Regions from separate parts of the Homo sapiens genome. Here regions 1 and 2 are each linked to region 3. Evidence: chromatin loops called from intact Hi-C (ENCODE). Cell type or tissue: B cell. All regions are shown on one strand.

The links. A loop is a pair of places that touch in the nucleus more often than their neighbours do. Peaks named below come from ENCODE experiments on the same cell type or tissue, not always from the same donor. Only the 100,000 strongest peaks of a DNase experiment are listed, where the experiment ranks them.
Region 1: a loop joins it to region 3, with 2.4 times the contacts of the local background. A loop is called at or near these places in 2 of 110 quality-filtered maps.
Region 2: a loop joins it to region 3, with 23 times the contacts of the local background. A loop is called at or near these places in 3 of 110 quality-filtered maps.

What each region holds. Positions count from the first base shown.
Region 1 is chr14:29,856,592-29,861,591 of GRCh38, reverse strand. The region is part of intron 1 of PRKD1 (protein kinase D1); the gene reads left to right. Among named protein-coding and RNA genes, the nearest start is that of PRKD1, 69 kb to the left of the region's middle. In B cell, no CTCF peak of the experiment used is centred here; DNase peaks (open chromatin) are centred at 3,121 and 3,791; H3K27ac peaks cover 1,548 bases.
Region 2 is chr14:30,002,836-30,007,835 of GRCh38, reverse strand. No RefSeq gene overlaps it. Among named protein-coding and RNA genes, the nearest start is that of PRKD1, 77 kb to the right of the region's middle. In B cell, a CTCF peak has its summit at 2,514 (motif pointing right); a DNase peak (open chromatin) is centred at 2,525.
Region 3 is chr14:29,796,867-29,801,866 of GRCh38, reverse strand. All of the region lies in intron 1 of PRKD1 (protein kinase D1), which reads left to right. Among named protein-coding and RNA genes, the nearest start is that of PRKD1, 130 kb to the left of the region's middle. In B cell, no CTCF peak of the experiment used is centred here; a DNase peak (open chromatin) is centred at 1,966.

The DNA of each region.
Region 1 (5,000 bases), 60 kb before region 3:
ATTATACATTTTAAATAAAATAATATAATTGGATTGTTTGTAACACAAAGAGTAAATGCTTGAGGGGATGGATACCCCATTTTCCATGATGTGATTATTATGCATTGCATGCCTGTCTCAGAATATCTCATGTACCACATAAGTATATACATCTACTACATATGCACAAAAATAAAATATAAAAAAATTATAAATACAATTTAAAAACACTTGAAGAGGTAAGGTCAGGTTATGTATGGTATAAAATCTTTTAGTGAAGGTGTGTCAGGATATAGTTTGTACAAGTCAGGGCATCTGGTATTTGAGATTACCAAGCTAAAACCATCTCAGTTTGTGAGAAGTGGCACCAATCAAACAGAAAGCCCTCTTTTCTCCATTCCATTTTTTTTTCTTCAAAGCTGTCATTTGCTATAAGTTATATTCAGTTTAAGAGGTGCTAGTCATAGTTTGTTGGGCTAAATTTTGCCATTTGTACTTTATTCTGGCAGACAAATGAGTTTAATTTGGCTTGTTTAGTATATTTTGAAATAATTTTTAATACAAATATTAAAAAGTAAGTAATGGAAGGGGAGGTCCATTTCATCTAGGTTCGAAAATTGGACTGGTATATTCTTTTAGTAAGTGTGGAATTTTTAAACTAATTACGGAATTAACCCATAATTGGGGAAGATAAAGATCTGGGAAAAGCTGGAAAGTTGGTTTAGTGGAATGTCAGTTGCTCCTGGAGTCAAATAACCTAAATTTGAGTCAACTTATTATCCAGTGCCCTTAGGAATGTCATTTAAATTATTTAAGTATCTGTTTCCTTATCTATGAAGGGAGAGGAAGAACACCTACTTAAAAGGACAGGAGGTAATATTTTAAAGGCAGTTCCTAAATTGTACATGTTTAAATACACATAGGTATGTTTATTAAGTGAAAAGGCATTTGCAATACATGGAATCTTAAAATTATATCAGTAATTTAAATTTAATTTCTAAAGTTATAGCTGTAAAACAAGTATCTTCCTGTATCAGCTCTGGGCAACAACTTCCCCAGGTGATATTTGAGCTGAATGAGCTCAAGTTTGAATTAACGTGATATCTCAATGTAGTGTTTCTTGGGTTGATTGCAGCAACTCTGAGTAGCTGGTTCTCAGGCAAGACCTCTTTCTTATCTTGCAGCTTTTACCATTAGGAGATATATCACCTATCTTGCCTTACATTAAGAAGAGTATCTTCATGTCCCTTTCTGAGCTACACACGATGTGATTTAGTTTGGATTTCATTCTTTCAGAAAAGTGTAGCCATTTGCTTGCTGCAATAGAACTTTTTTCCCTCCGCAGCCTTCGCTGCAACACAGTGGGTCATGTCTAAAAAAACAAGGTGCCTGTTTTATAATCGCTTTGATTTTTTCAGGAATAGCACCCACAGCAGAAAGAAGTGAACTTGTTTTGCAGATTGTAGATGTGGCACATTTATTCACATGTATTCTGAGTAGTAAAGTGTTAATTTTTCAAAACTACTACTTAAGCCTTGCAACCTTTTGCCCTTAAGTCTCTAGGAATGAAGAGTTAATTTGACTAGTACTGAATTATATAAGAAAGTGTTCTAAAAACTCACAAGTACACTTTAATGTATTTGGTTCCATTCAAAATCTGTTTACTCATTCAGATATATGTGAATAATTTTAATTATGCATTGTTTTTAAAGAAATATCTTAGACTGAGTATGTTATAATTAATTATTTAAAAAACTATATTATTTCCTGAGTATTGTCTCCAACTGAAGAATTCCACGTCTTTTTGCATGCTTTGAATGTTTACTACCAAGCCATATAACTTCATAGTAATTAGTTAATAAATTTCCTTTTCTGTGTTCGAATTCTTATAATGAGATTAGAGTTATAAAGTGAAGTTTATTTTATTTTACTTATTTATCTACATGAGGAAGCTTGTTGACTGAATATAAAGACATTATTACTGTCAGATTTTTTTTTTTTTTTTGAGACAGAGTCTTGCTCTGTTGCCCAGGCTGAGGTGCAGTGGCAGGATCTCAGCTCACTGCAAGCTCCGCCTCCTGGGTTCATGCCATTCTCCTGCCTCAGCCTCCTGAGTATCTGGGACCACAGGCGCCCGCCACTATGCCCGGCTAATTTTTTGTATTTTTAGTAGAGATGGGTTTTCACCGTGTTAGCCAGGATGGTCTCAATCTCCTGACCTCGTGATCCACCCGCCTCAGCCTCCCAAAGTGCTGGGATTACAGGTGTGAGCCACCACGCCTGGCTAATTTCTTTTTGTATTTTTAGTAGAGACGGGCTTTCACCATGTTAGCCAGGGTGGTCTCAATCTCCTGACCTCGTGATCCACCCGCCTCGGCCTCCCAAAGTGCTGGGATTACAGGCATAAGCCACGGCGCCCAGCTTACTGTCAGATTTTTAAATGTGATTTACAAGCAGCTTGGCTTTGACTTTTGATGGCCTAACTGATTTTGAGAATTATCAGACATTTAATGTATGAATCTTTGCAAGTGGGGAAATGCTATATTATTTTATAACAGTTAGTATGACCTGCTTTTTGCCATTGGTTTAGTAGTAAAGACCTTTTTGTAATTAAAAAGATAGTAATCAATTAGGGGGAAAAGGTATTGTGTCATTATTCAAATAGAGGAGACTTGTAATATTGGAAGCAGATGGTGCCAGGGGAAGTGACTTACAGACACTTATAGGTGCAATAGGTTATAGTGCCCCCTCCCAGCATTTTTTCTAAATAGCAGAGTTTTTTGTTTTTGTTTTTCCTATGGAAAAAGAAATGAGAATATCTTTCAGTTCTGTGTGATTTGGCTTCAGAGATCTTCTCAAAGATAAAAGATAATGAGTTTAAGGTACTTAAAAAAGAGCAGGGAAAGCCATTATATTTATGTGGAATTTTCTATTTTTGGTGCAGGTGGAACCTCTTTGAAGGTTTGCCATTAAGAAAAAAAAAATCCCAGGGGAAAAGTAGGGACAGTAACCAGTATCATGACAAGTAATCTCTAGTGTTTCGAAGTGATCCATAGGGCATTATTTAAAGGGAAATGATCACAAGCTCAGAACGTAGTCATGTTCTTCTGGTGTGAAACTAGAAATGGGGAACTGGGCGAGGGAGGGAACTGGAGCATTACTCTTAAAGTCTTAGGGTTAAACCTCAAAGGTCTTATAGAGACATTTCCTGTTCAGTTCAGCTATTCACTTATTCAACAAATATTTACTGAGCATGTACAATTTGCCATACACTATTATAGGTGAGGACAACAGTAGTGTAAAAACCAGTTTGTACCCTCATAGAGTTTATGTTCTAGTAGGGAAGATGGTCAATGAATTATGAGGTCAGATGGTGATAGGTGCTTAGAAGAAAACCAAACTGAGATCAGGGGTGAGTCTAATCAGGAAGCCCTCCCCTTAATTTATTCATTTGTTGATGTATCTGTTCATTTATTTGTTTAATGAAATAATTGTTGATCTTAAGCAAGACAGTTTACTTTCTGCTTTCAGTGACTTATGTAAGTGAGTTGTATGAACTCAGAACTAGTTTTCTCATACAAAAAAAGTTAAACAACTAAAGTTAAATTTCTTAGCTGGCTCACAGAATCTCCTTGAACCCATGTTAAAAATTTCACTGTGGTACTATGATAGGAGACTCCACTCTGGTTCTTAGGAGGACAGAACCAAGGAAAATGAGAGAAAATGTGGAGAGGAGTCTTTTGCTGTAGAATTGGCAGTCATCTTTTAGGGAGATTTTTAAATAAGCTAGTTTTGGTTTCACATTCTTCTATCAGATTTTCACCACCTTAGACTTCCCCTGTTTCCCCTCGCTGCCTTTTTCAGTCCTCCTTTCTCCTCCCCGCAGCCTGCTTTACTCATAAAAAGTGCTTTGTGGCATTCTAGCATTTTCTTAGAGGGGAGCAGTTTGACTGAACAACTTCTTCTAAGTGTATGAATGAGACATAATATAAGCATAACCCTAACCTGAACGAAGGTATTTGCATTTTCTGAAGAGGACACTTGAATCACTAATTGCTGGCATTTTGAGCTACCTGAAAAAGCTATGTGAAAATCCTCAGAGAATGTAGAGGACCTACTGTGGGCAGGAGGCCATTGGGTCTGTCAGGAAGGCCAACAATTCCTTTCAGTCTCCTGCCCAGGTAAGGTGTGCAGCCTTGCTTTTTAACTTTTTCTCTTCCTTCCATGAAAAAACTGGTGTTTCTTTTTTGTTGTTGTTGTTTTCTCTGATGGCTCTCATGCATTTTTATTTTCTGCCTTTTATAAGCTGGGTGGTTGCAAATGAGGGTAGTGTGGATAGGGTTCATGCTCCTGAGGCCCATATTCTGGCCTGTCAGCATGTTGAGCCAAAACAATGACAATAACAATGACAATATTAATGACTATGTTTTCTGACTGCCTAAGTATGCTAGTATTTCACATATATTCATGATACCATTTGGTCTTTACTACAGTCCTGAAGGGTTCATAAGAAGACCATTTGTAGATAAAGAAGGCAAGGGAGGTGAGAGGTTAAGATATTTGCCCCAGATTACAGGGCTAGTAAATGCAGTTGGGTTTGATCACACTTGGGTTTGTTTGATCCTGAAGTCTCTTTTCTTTTCCCTACTACTGTCCCAGAAATAAGTGACTGGTGATTCCAGAGGAACTGTTCCCTTGTTAGGCTCGAGCTGTTTTAACTCAGGATCACCAAGTGACTCTTGATGTTCTGCATACCGAGGCAAATGGATTAGGCTACAGAAGAAAGACTTGGAGCAGGAGTTCCAGTGGAGTGATTTTACTCATGTTAGCTTACCAGCCTCAGAGATGTGCCCGGGAGTCTGTTCCTATTTTAGGTACCCAAACTTCAGCAGGCCTTCAGGACCCATGGTACTTGGACTCTTTCCTGGACTTCATGGTATCTGGGCTCCTTCTCTCTTGAGTATTTAGATAAACACATGAACAGTCAGTTAGTGCATTGAACTCACGATACATTGATTGGT
Region 2 (5,000 bases), 210 kb before region 3:
TTAGGATTAAATATAAAGAAAATGAACATCCTTAAAGCAAACACACAAGTGCCTTTTAAATTCTTTTAAACAACAATGGGGTCGGGCACAGTGGCTCACGCCTGTAATCCCAGCCCTTTGGGAGGCCAAGGCAAGCTGATCACTTGAGGTCAGCAGTTCAAGGCCAGCCTGGGCAACATGGTGAAACCCCATCTCTGCTAAAAATACAACAATCAGGCTCGCACCTGTAATCCCAGCTACTCGAGAGGCTGAGGTGGGAGAATCACTTGGACCCAGGGGGCAGAGGTTGCTGTGAGCCCAGATCACGCCACTGCACTCCAGCCTGGGCAACACAGCAAGACTCTGTCTCAAAAAAAAACAATGGCCAACAACAATGGACTTACCCTCTAGGATGCTTTTATATCTAGCTTTTTGAAAATAATAAATTTTGAAGATCTTTACATATCAGCATATATAGGTCTAGTTTTTCTAAATTGCTGCAAAGTATTCTGTGTATTTTGATAGCATTAATTTCTTAGACTTTTGATTTTTTCCTCTATTTATTTTAATCAGTTTAAACATGTTGTGATGTGTTTTGATTTTTAATTATCTGAAGCTCCCAGGGTCTAATTTGCTCTTTCTGTGATTGCAAAGTGTTGATGTAGCCTTTTCTTTCCTATCTAGATCCCAGGTCAACTCAACAAGGTCATTTCACTTTGCTAGTAGACAGATTTCTCCCTATCTACCCTTTCCTGTAGGGCAGAGCCCTTTATCTGTCCTGGCTTTATGAATGTGTCTGTGAAGTGAGAGTTTGCCAGTCCAACTCCCCAACTCAAGCAGTTCCAAGGCCTTGTCTTTCGATCCATCATGTTCATTCAACTCCCTTCAATAGCAAGACTGACTAATACTCCTCCCAACTCCCAACTCAAGCTGACAAAGTGTCAGCATCCATTTACTAATCTGTCTTTCCATTTTCTCCTTGCTTTTAGCCCCAGGGGATTTTACATACTTCTTTGTGAGTTTGGCTATGCGTTTTAAACAATGCTCATTATGTTTTTATCCCATACTTACAGGTGTTTACAGTAGGATTTTCAGGGTCTTCAATCTGTCATATTGCTAGACATAGACTTTCTACTGTGTCATCACTTAGCCTTAGAAATATCTGGCTGCCACTTGTCTTTCTAACTTTCTCTCTAATCCCAGACACCTTTGCCTTTATGTGTTCTCTCCAGTATGCTTAAGTAAAGGGAGGCCTAATTTAAGTCTGAGACCCTGACGCGGAGAATGATCTCCTTGTTTGAATTTCAAAGAATGCCAAGGACACCTCTGGCAAATGTCTTCATACTTCCTCCCCTACTTTCCCTTCTCTCACATGACAATTGCTCAAGGGCATGCCTATTTTAATTTCAAGTCCGATATATATTTTATAATTACATTCAAGGCAATCATCAGTTTACTAATCTTTCAATTTTCTACAAGGTAGTAGATATAGCAAGTGACTAGAGTAAAACAACCTGGATTATAGTTTAAGCTCTGCCACTAAATTGCATGACCTTGAGTTAAATTATTCTACCTCTTAGTGCCACTATTAATCTTTATCCATATGAAACCCTCACACTGTAAATGAGTATGATCATGTCATTCTAGAGCTTACTTCTAAGAATTTATTCTAGTTACCAGAAAGTACAGAATGATTAAAAGCTAAAAGATTTTATGTTTTTAAGTTTATCTAATCATAATTTTTAAAGTCATTCATAAAAGATGAATTAAGTAACCCTTAGTATTTGTTTTCTTTTTTGTTTGTTTGTTTTCTTTAACTCAGGAAAAAAAAAGAGCCATTAGATAGATTTAAATTATTTAGGATAAGAAAATGTACCGACATTATTTGAATAGGAAAAGTCTAGGAAACTGGAATTGTAGGTGTCTAGGTTATATGAACATCTGGAGTTAACTATTCTAACCCAGAGCATAGTTGAAAGAATTAAATATAGTCACAAAGCATGTATTTCAAGAACTAACTATGGTGTTTCATTCTTTGCAGTACTTCAACATTTCAGCTAGTCTCCGCTTATGCTGTCTTCTCCTGCATGTACACTTACCCTTATTCTCACAATCCAGATGAGCCCGGAAATATTAAACAGAAGTTACTAGAGAAGATCTCAGAAGCCTGGCTACCCTAGATGCTAAGAGCTACTTGCAATAGTTATAATTTATGCACGTATTTTTCCAGGGCTACAGCGCTGTCTTTAGTAAGAATGCTGGGAAGGACATTTGTTAGTCTCTGCTCCTGGCCTTCTAGTAACCATAACATTTCAAAAGTGAACCACTCTTTATACTTCGCCTACTGAAATTTAAATGGATCCATTTTGTACTTTAACCAGTGATTAATGAGATAATTTTATCTTTAATTTTCTTTAGCAGCAATAAAGGACCTCACAGCCTGTGATACAATTTCCTCAATAGCACTGATAGCATTTTCTAGACTCTCTGGAGGCCTTAAGTTGCTAGTAGGGAAATGTACCTCCCATAGACTTCCAGTAGATGGCAGGTACAGCACTTCAAACCTCTCATAACATGAAAATACCCGACATTTCAACACATAAAAATACTGTTACCGTGTTTTAAATCTCAAGTGCCGTGGAAAAGAGTGACTAAAACTTTTGTTTACAGATCTAGTATCATATTACCATATAAGTATCTTCTTATTTTTGCCTTCTACTAAAAATACAAATGCAACAAATGAAAATATATCTTTATCAGGGAATGCCTGCAATTCCAGATTGCAAATTAAGCATTTAAATGTTGAATAATATAATCACCATGTTATAGATGTTAATTAAAGTGCTTAGTGAACAAAGATACATTTAGCAATTTTTAAATATAAATTTTTGAAGATGAGAAACTATTGTTTTATAGCAATTATTGTTTAATAGGCTTCCGTTTACATTTTATTTATTCTTTTTTTACAGATTCATAGATGGTGGGAGTACAAATGTAGATAGATATATACATACAAGCATAAATTTCTTAATCTGTTTCTTTGTTTTCTTTGAATAATTAATCCCATAGTGTTTCCTACAATTTACTATAGAAATACATTTCTACAGTGGATTTGGAAAGAAATGCCTCTGTGTGATCTATGGTAAGAAACAAAGAGGAATGTATAGGCAGGCCTCTTATAAATAGGAAATAAGCTCTTAGCCCATACATCAACTGAATAGCAAGACAGATGTTTGTTCTGAGATGAATGACTGTAAAAGCTGCAAAATATTCCATTACACATTCTTGTACATGCTTTCATTAAAAATATGTTCAAGTGAAACACATCTAAAATATCTAGACCTTTCAGCAATATTTTATTAACTCAGTAAAATCCTTTCAAAGGATTTAAAAATAGTTTTAGTTTCAACATATATTTTGACTGTCTTGTAAATCTGTCATATCTGTGTTATGCAGAAGTTGTTCACTGTGACTGGTATGACTGAGACTCAGCCAAAGTTATATCTACGTTACTTAAGATTATTTACTTGGTTTTCCCAATTTTAATACTACATATTTTAATTATTTTATTTATCTTCCCCCTTAAATCGTGAGCAGAGTTTTCTTATTAAGTTGTTTTATTCATTACTGAATCCACAGGGTTTACAATAATGCCTGGCACTTAGTGGGTACTCAGGAAATAAGTGTTAGGTGAATGAATGAATTTATTTGTAAGATGGAGCCTCAGGATAAAAGAAAATAACAAACAGTAGTCACTCAATAGATGTTTCCAGTTCCCTTTTTCTCTCTCTTCTGTCAACTGTAGCACACTAGAAACCTTGGGGTCATCCTTGACTCTTTTACTTTCCTTCATCACACCAGATTAGATCATCATTTTCAAATCTTGGCCCCTCACAGTGCGATCCACAGACTAGCAGCATAGGTATTAGCTAGGAGATGGTTAGAAATTCAGATTTTCAGGCCTCAGTCTGGAACTACTGAATAAAAGTTTGCATTTTGAGAAGATCCCCAGGTGACTCTTGCATACAGTAATTTTGAGAAGCACTGATTCAAGTTACTATGTTTTTCCTTCCACATGTCCTATTTTTCACCTCACTCTAATAACTGTAAGAAATAAACTATCTTCCAAATTAGTACACTTGCCTCTAAACTATACAACATACCACAGCGAGATTCAACTTTTTAAACACAGATTTGGTCACTTTACACTACTACTCAAGTGTCTGCAACTCCTCTTTTACTTGATTACAGAAAGTGCAAATAATCCCTCATTTTGGAATTCAAGCCTCTCCGTCATCTGACTCCACCCTCCCAACCCAATCTCATCTTTCATCTCAAATTTCATCTTTAGTTATAGTCTTGCAAATACTACTGTCATTCTTGGCTACTTTATCTCTTAATCTAGAACACACTTCACTTTTTATTTAACTAAATGCTACTCATCATTCAAGGTTTAACATAAAAGATTATTCCTCCAATCTCTTCCTTCACTGCTAGAGCCCACACAGATTTCTCCATTTTCTACTGCACATAATTATGTCCCAAAATACTCATTATGGAATATGCTGCATTGTTGTGCAGAGTTTTGTCATAAACATAAGCCTTGTTTTCCCAATAAGATTTTAAGTTAATCCAAAGCAAAATTTTATCTTTTTATCTCTTTGGTATCTCTCGTAAGTCGTTCAGAAATTTAAGTAAATTCTTAGGTTGCATGTTGAACTAATCTACTGTGGACTCTCTGGGTTGCCAGTAACAACAACAACAAAAAAAAAAGCCAGCTAGCTTAAGCATAAAGCACTGTTTCAAGAATCAAAGGTCAGAAGTGCAGTATGGCCTTGAGAGGTACCAGAACTAGAGCACGGGATGCTGTCCAGAATTATTTCTCACTCAGACCCCTTTTCTTTTCACCTCGTTTTCTATTAGCTTGCTGCAAATGTGAGTGCAGTTCTTGCCATTAAAAGTAATGCAAAAACTGCACTTACGCTTACACCAACCTGATAATTTCCACACATTCGCTTTAC
Region 3 (5,000 bases):
AAAATACAAAATTAGCCAGGTGTGTTGGCGCATGCCTGTGATCCCAGCTACTGGGGATGCTGAGGCAGGAGAAACGCTTGAACCTGGGAGGCGGAGGTTGCGATGAGCCGAGATTGTGCCATTGCACTCCAGCCTGGGCAACAAGAGCGAAACTCCATCTAAAAAAAAAAACACGTAGACCCTAATAGCATAGTTACTGCCACTCATTGATTGCCTTAAGCTCTTCATGTAATTCATATAAGACCACCAAAACCTAAGTGTTAATACTCCCCACTTGTTTTTTGTTTTGTTTTGTTTTTTAATAAGCATATTGAGGTTCAGAAAGAAAAAATGACTTTCTTAAAACCACACTGTTAGTGAAACAGCTGGGATTGAAGATCAAGGCGATTGCCTCAAGTGGTTCTTTTTCCCTACTGCTTATTCATGTTCATTGGAGGCAACTTTATCGTTTAAGGTACTGTGATGGCTAGCTACACGTGTCAACTTAGCCAGGCTGTGGAGGCCAGTTCTTGATTAAACACTTATCTGTGTGTTGCTGTGAAGGTTTTTTGTAGGTATGGTTAACATCCATATTCAGTAAGCTTTAAGTAGAGGCATTAGCCTTGATAATGTGGGGAGGCCTCATCAATCAGTTGAAGACCTCAAGAACAAAAACTGAAAAGAAGTTTTGCCTCAAGACTGCAGTACCAGCTCCTGCCTGAGTTTCTAGCTAGCTTGCCTGCCCTTAGATTTTGGATTTTCCAGTCTCTACAATGGCATGAGACATTTACACACACACACAAACACACACACACACACACTTGGGTCCCCTTTCTCTGGAGAACCTTGACTAATGGGCTGATACAGGTTCTGACAGTTAAATAGACAAAATATTACACTAGCATTTTTATTGCATTACTTTAAACTCTCAAATTAAAAGTGTTTTAAAGTTTAAAATGTATATACCATATAGTAATTTTATTTTAAATAGGGAGGATTGGTGCCAGGGGTCTTATCATGAAGGGACCAAGTGTGGAGCTAGAAGGAAAGGGATGAAGGACTGGACTGTTTTTCAAGGTGATTGAAAAAATAGAGGGATGTCACAACTTAAAGTTGGTCACATTATAGCTGTCCAGGGAAAGATTTATAAAATTGTTGAAGATACTCATTTCAAAAAATTCAAATAACAGAAAACACACATTTTTTTTCCTGTGATTTGACATCAGCATGTCTATGTGTAGAGTCTGTAGTGTTCACAATTTTACTTTTAGTTTTCATAAGGTAAAGCAAGTCAAATATTTTCCTGCATGTGGACTTACCAAATATGAAGACACTGAAAAGCAGAGTAGTGATTTTAGGAATTTGGATTTCAGTCGAAAATTTCATTATTAGGCCCAAAGTTATTGTGGTGAATCCATAAAAGTTTTTTTGTCAATTGCAAATCAGAGTTAACCCACCAATAAAACCCCAGGGTCTAGAACACAGGTTTTAATGAAGTAGAAGTGGACACAGGGAGGAACAGAGTGTTAAACAAATGCAAGCACGCCTCTACGCAACCAGTGCGGACTCTCCTTGGAATGGGATATCACAGCCAAGTTGATTGGAGATATACAGTTGATGCTTATTATTTGTGGAAGTTCTGTTCTGTCACATCATCTTAGTTAGCAAATACTGAACCATTTCTCCTGGGAGAAATACAGGGTGGGTTAGTTCCTGTGAGTCTCTTGTCACATTTTTCTGAACGACCTATACATAATCTCATGTGTTTCTGTTTTAAAGACACCTTTTTTAATCTACTTATGGTCAATAGCGGTCAAACCCATGCCTGAACTGAGTTTATCTAACACATGTATTTTCTCTGTGAGACACATAACAGCTTTCTTGCACTTAGGAACACTAGACGGCACTTCAGCACTATGCTTGGGGCTCCTTTTGAGCAGCACGATCACCAAGAAGAAGCACAAAATGCAAAAAATGTGGCATTAAATAGACCATGAAAAGAACACTGTTGAGAGTATTGAGAACTGAAACAAGAAGGCAGTGTAAGCTGGGAATGTGTACATTGGGTAGTTCATTTTCTTGCCACTCCGTGCATGTCTGCAAGTGACCCCGAAAGCACTGCAGTATTTATTTTGGTGTCATAAATACATTTTAGCAAGTAGATGAATTTGCAAATGAGGAATTGGCAAATAATGAGGATCAGATCTACATAAGCAGTTTGGGTCTTCCTGGAAGATGAAACTATTTGTAGTTAAATAGCTCCCCCAAAGACACTCTGTAAGAGAGTGCAGTGCTGCCGAAGGACAGTGTTTGGCTTCTGAAGATTTTATGTTCATTTGCAAGATTATTTAATAAACATTTTTAATCCTTGCTATTGCAGCCTTTTAGAAGAAAATCTGTGCTATAAATAACAAAACTTTAACAATGGCAGTATGCTTTCTTTAGGAATCCCGGAGCAATTTCAGGTGTCTGTTTTGAACCACTGGAATGATTAATAAAATCAGTGCAAATAAACAAAAAATCAAAATTCAAGCAAAGTAATTTGTTATCTTTTCCAAAATATTAGTAGGGAAGCAATTTGTTTTCTTTCACCAAGATTTACAGAGTCAGTTCATTAAAATATCACTTGTTTAACCATGTTAAAACAATTACTTGTTTAATTGAGGTTTTCACCTTTTAATGACTTTTGTCATATTGAAATTTGCCAAGAAATTAGCAAGTCTACAACTTTGATTCTTGCATACTATTTTAATACTTTTAGGTTGATGCCAATCCTTTAATTCTTTATTTGTCCAACACTTAGTATGTGCAAATTTCTTTGCTTAAGAATTCTGAATTAGCAAAGCAGGGATTTTCTTGACTTAAGCAGCTGCCAAATCGTGGAGGTACTCCCACCCAAGAAAGAGGAGTAAAAGTGAGATGTGCTCTTTTACGCTCCTGCAGCAAAATTAGAACTCAAGGACAGAGGGGGTAGAACAGCTCAACTACTGATGAGATTATTATTTAACAGAAAAGAAAAGAAAAAGAATCAGTGATGTGGAAGATTATTGAATTTTTTTGTGAATCAAGATTTCCTCCAATAGCTCATTGTACACTGAATAAAAAAGGTTGGGTTATATTTTTATTCTGAAAAGATATTGCAAGCCATTTTTCTCAGCCATTTCATAAATTAGAATGGGAGAAAATAGATTTATATTATAGCAAGTACAATTTAGTGTAGACTAGTGGTGGGGGGCTACTACCAGAGCACTACAATTATGAATATTTATAACCTGAAATAGATGTAAGAAGTAAATTAGAGAAATTAACATGGGCAATAATCATATTCATACAGTGACACTGACTTGGAGAGAATTATATTAGGTAGTCAGAAGACTTTAGCCTATTGCTGCTTGAAATTATGTATACATGGATCCTTAATGTTCTGGGCTTGAATTTGAAAGGCTCACTCATCAAGATTTTTAGACACATTATATTTGCTTTTGCAAATTAGAAGCTCCAACCACAGATGCAAGTATACATTGCCATGTGTGGAATTAATGCTTCAGACAGCTTATGAATATGTATGTGTATTTTGGTGGCGCTTCTGCCACATGAGTCTGAAAAGCAGTGGGAAGTGGGTGGAACTGCGTGGAACTGCATATTGCTGTCAGAAAAGTGCAATTCTCAAAGAAAAAAATATAGGGGCAAATTTTCATTTCAGACATGTCTGCAAAAACATAAAATTTTCCCAAAGAGGAAAGCTGATATTTGTCCATTTTAATTGTTAAAATTTCTGTTGACATCTTCACAACTTAGAAATATTCTGAGGCCAATCCTTTATATTTAAATATACATACATCTTCAAGATGGTTTCTGGAATGCCTTAAGTTTCAATATGTAGTGAGATTTATATGGCATTGAGTTCTGTAATTACAGTTGTAGCTGATTGAATTACTGGTATATATGGGTTGGGTCTAGCTTAAGTTATAGTGGGAGGTTTTGTGTCTGTATTTCACCAGGATGTTGGTATTAACCACTGATTACCTCAAAATCATGTTCATCTAGAAAAAGAAATGCAATATAAATGGTAGTCCATTTGCAATCTGTTCCACTTTATGGGCACCACTTGTAAGTCATGGTAGCTGGGCAGGTTGGGGTGGAGGGACAGGAAAGCTAAGGCCAATAGCAGCTCCTGTGGTGGTGTGTGTGTCTGTAGCAGTGCAGGTGCTTCGAGGTTCCCTGGGCCCAAGAGGACGAAGGGTCTGCACCAACTGATAGTGGCACCCTTGGGTAGTTTGAATTAATTACCTGTTATGATCAGCCCCCTTTGATAAAAGTTTTAGGGTGTTCCGGAAAACCTTGTCACTCGGTGATGGTTTGGTGTAAGGGTCTGGTTAGAGCAGGATCAGATGATATTTACATGTTTCATATGCTGTAACAGTACAATTCTGATACTTCAGACAGATATTTAAGCAATTCCTAACAGTACATTTTAAACATCAAATTGAACCAGTGACAGATAATAACACAATTACTATTGCTCTGTTTTATTGATGTAAACTTACTGCATTTGATCAATTATTACCAAAGAGATTTTAATCCATCGCTTACAAACAATTTGTTTACAAGGCATACTGATATCCTCCTAAAAGACCATCTGATACGGCTTTGCATTTTCACCTGTTCTTGAAGTAGTCCCTCAGGCTATTTCCCTTTACCCCAGTTATCATTTAGAAAAGGTTTGCTTTTGATATGTAGTTAGGGTGCCTGTAAATTCCCTTTTTATCGTAGGTCTGGTCTAATGGAGGGTCCAAAGTTTTCTAGGTAACAATACTTTCTTCCATTTAGCCTTAGTCATCATTTCTTAATGGCCTTCCTCCTTAGAGCTCTAAATTGGATTAAGGTTGTATGTTATCTAGGAACTTTATAAAGAATTAATTGTTATAAATTTTCATTTGTCTTAAAAAACAAATAACAACAAAAACTCTTACACCTGTTAACCTCCCTTGCCCTTCTAGCTTCTGTGCCATTCTTCATTT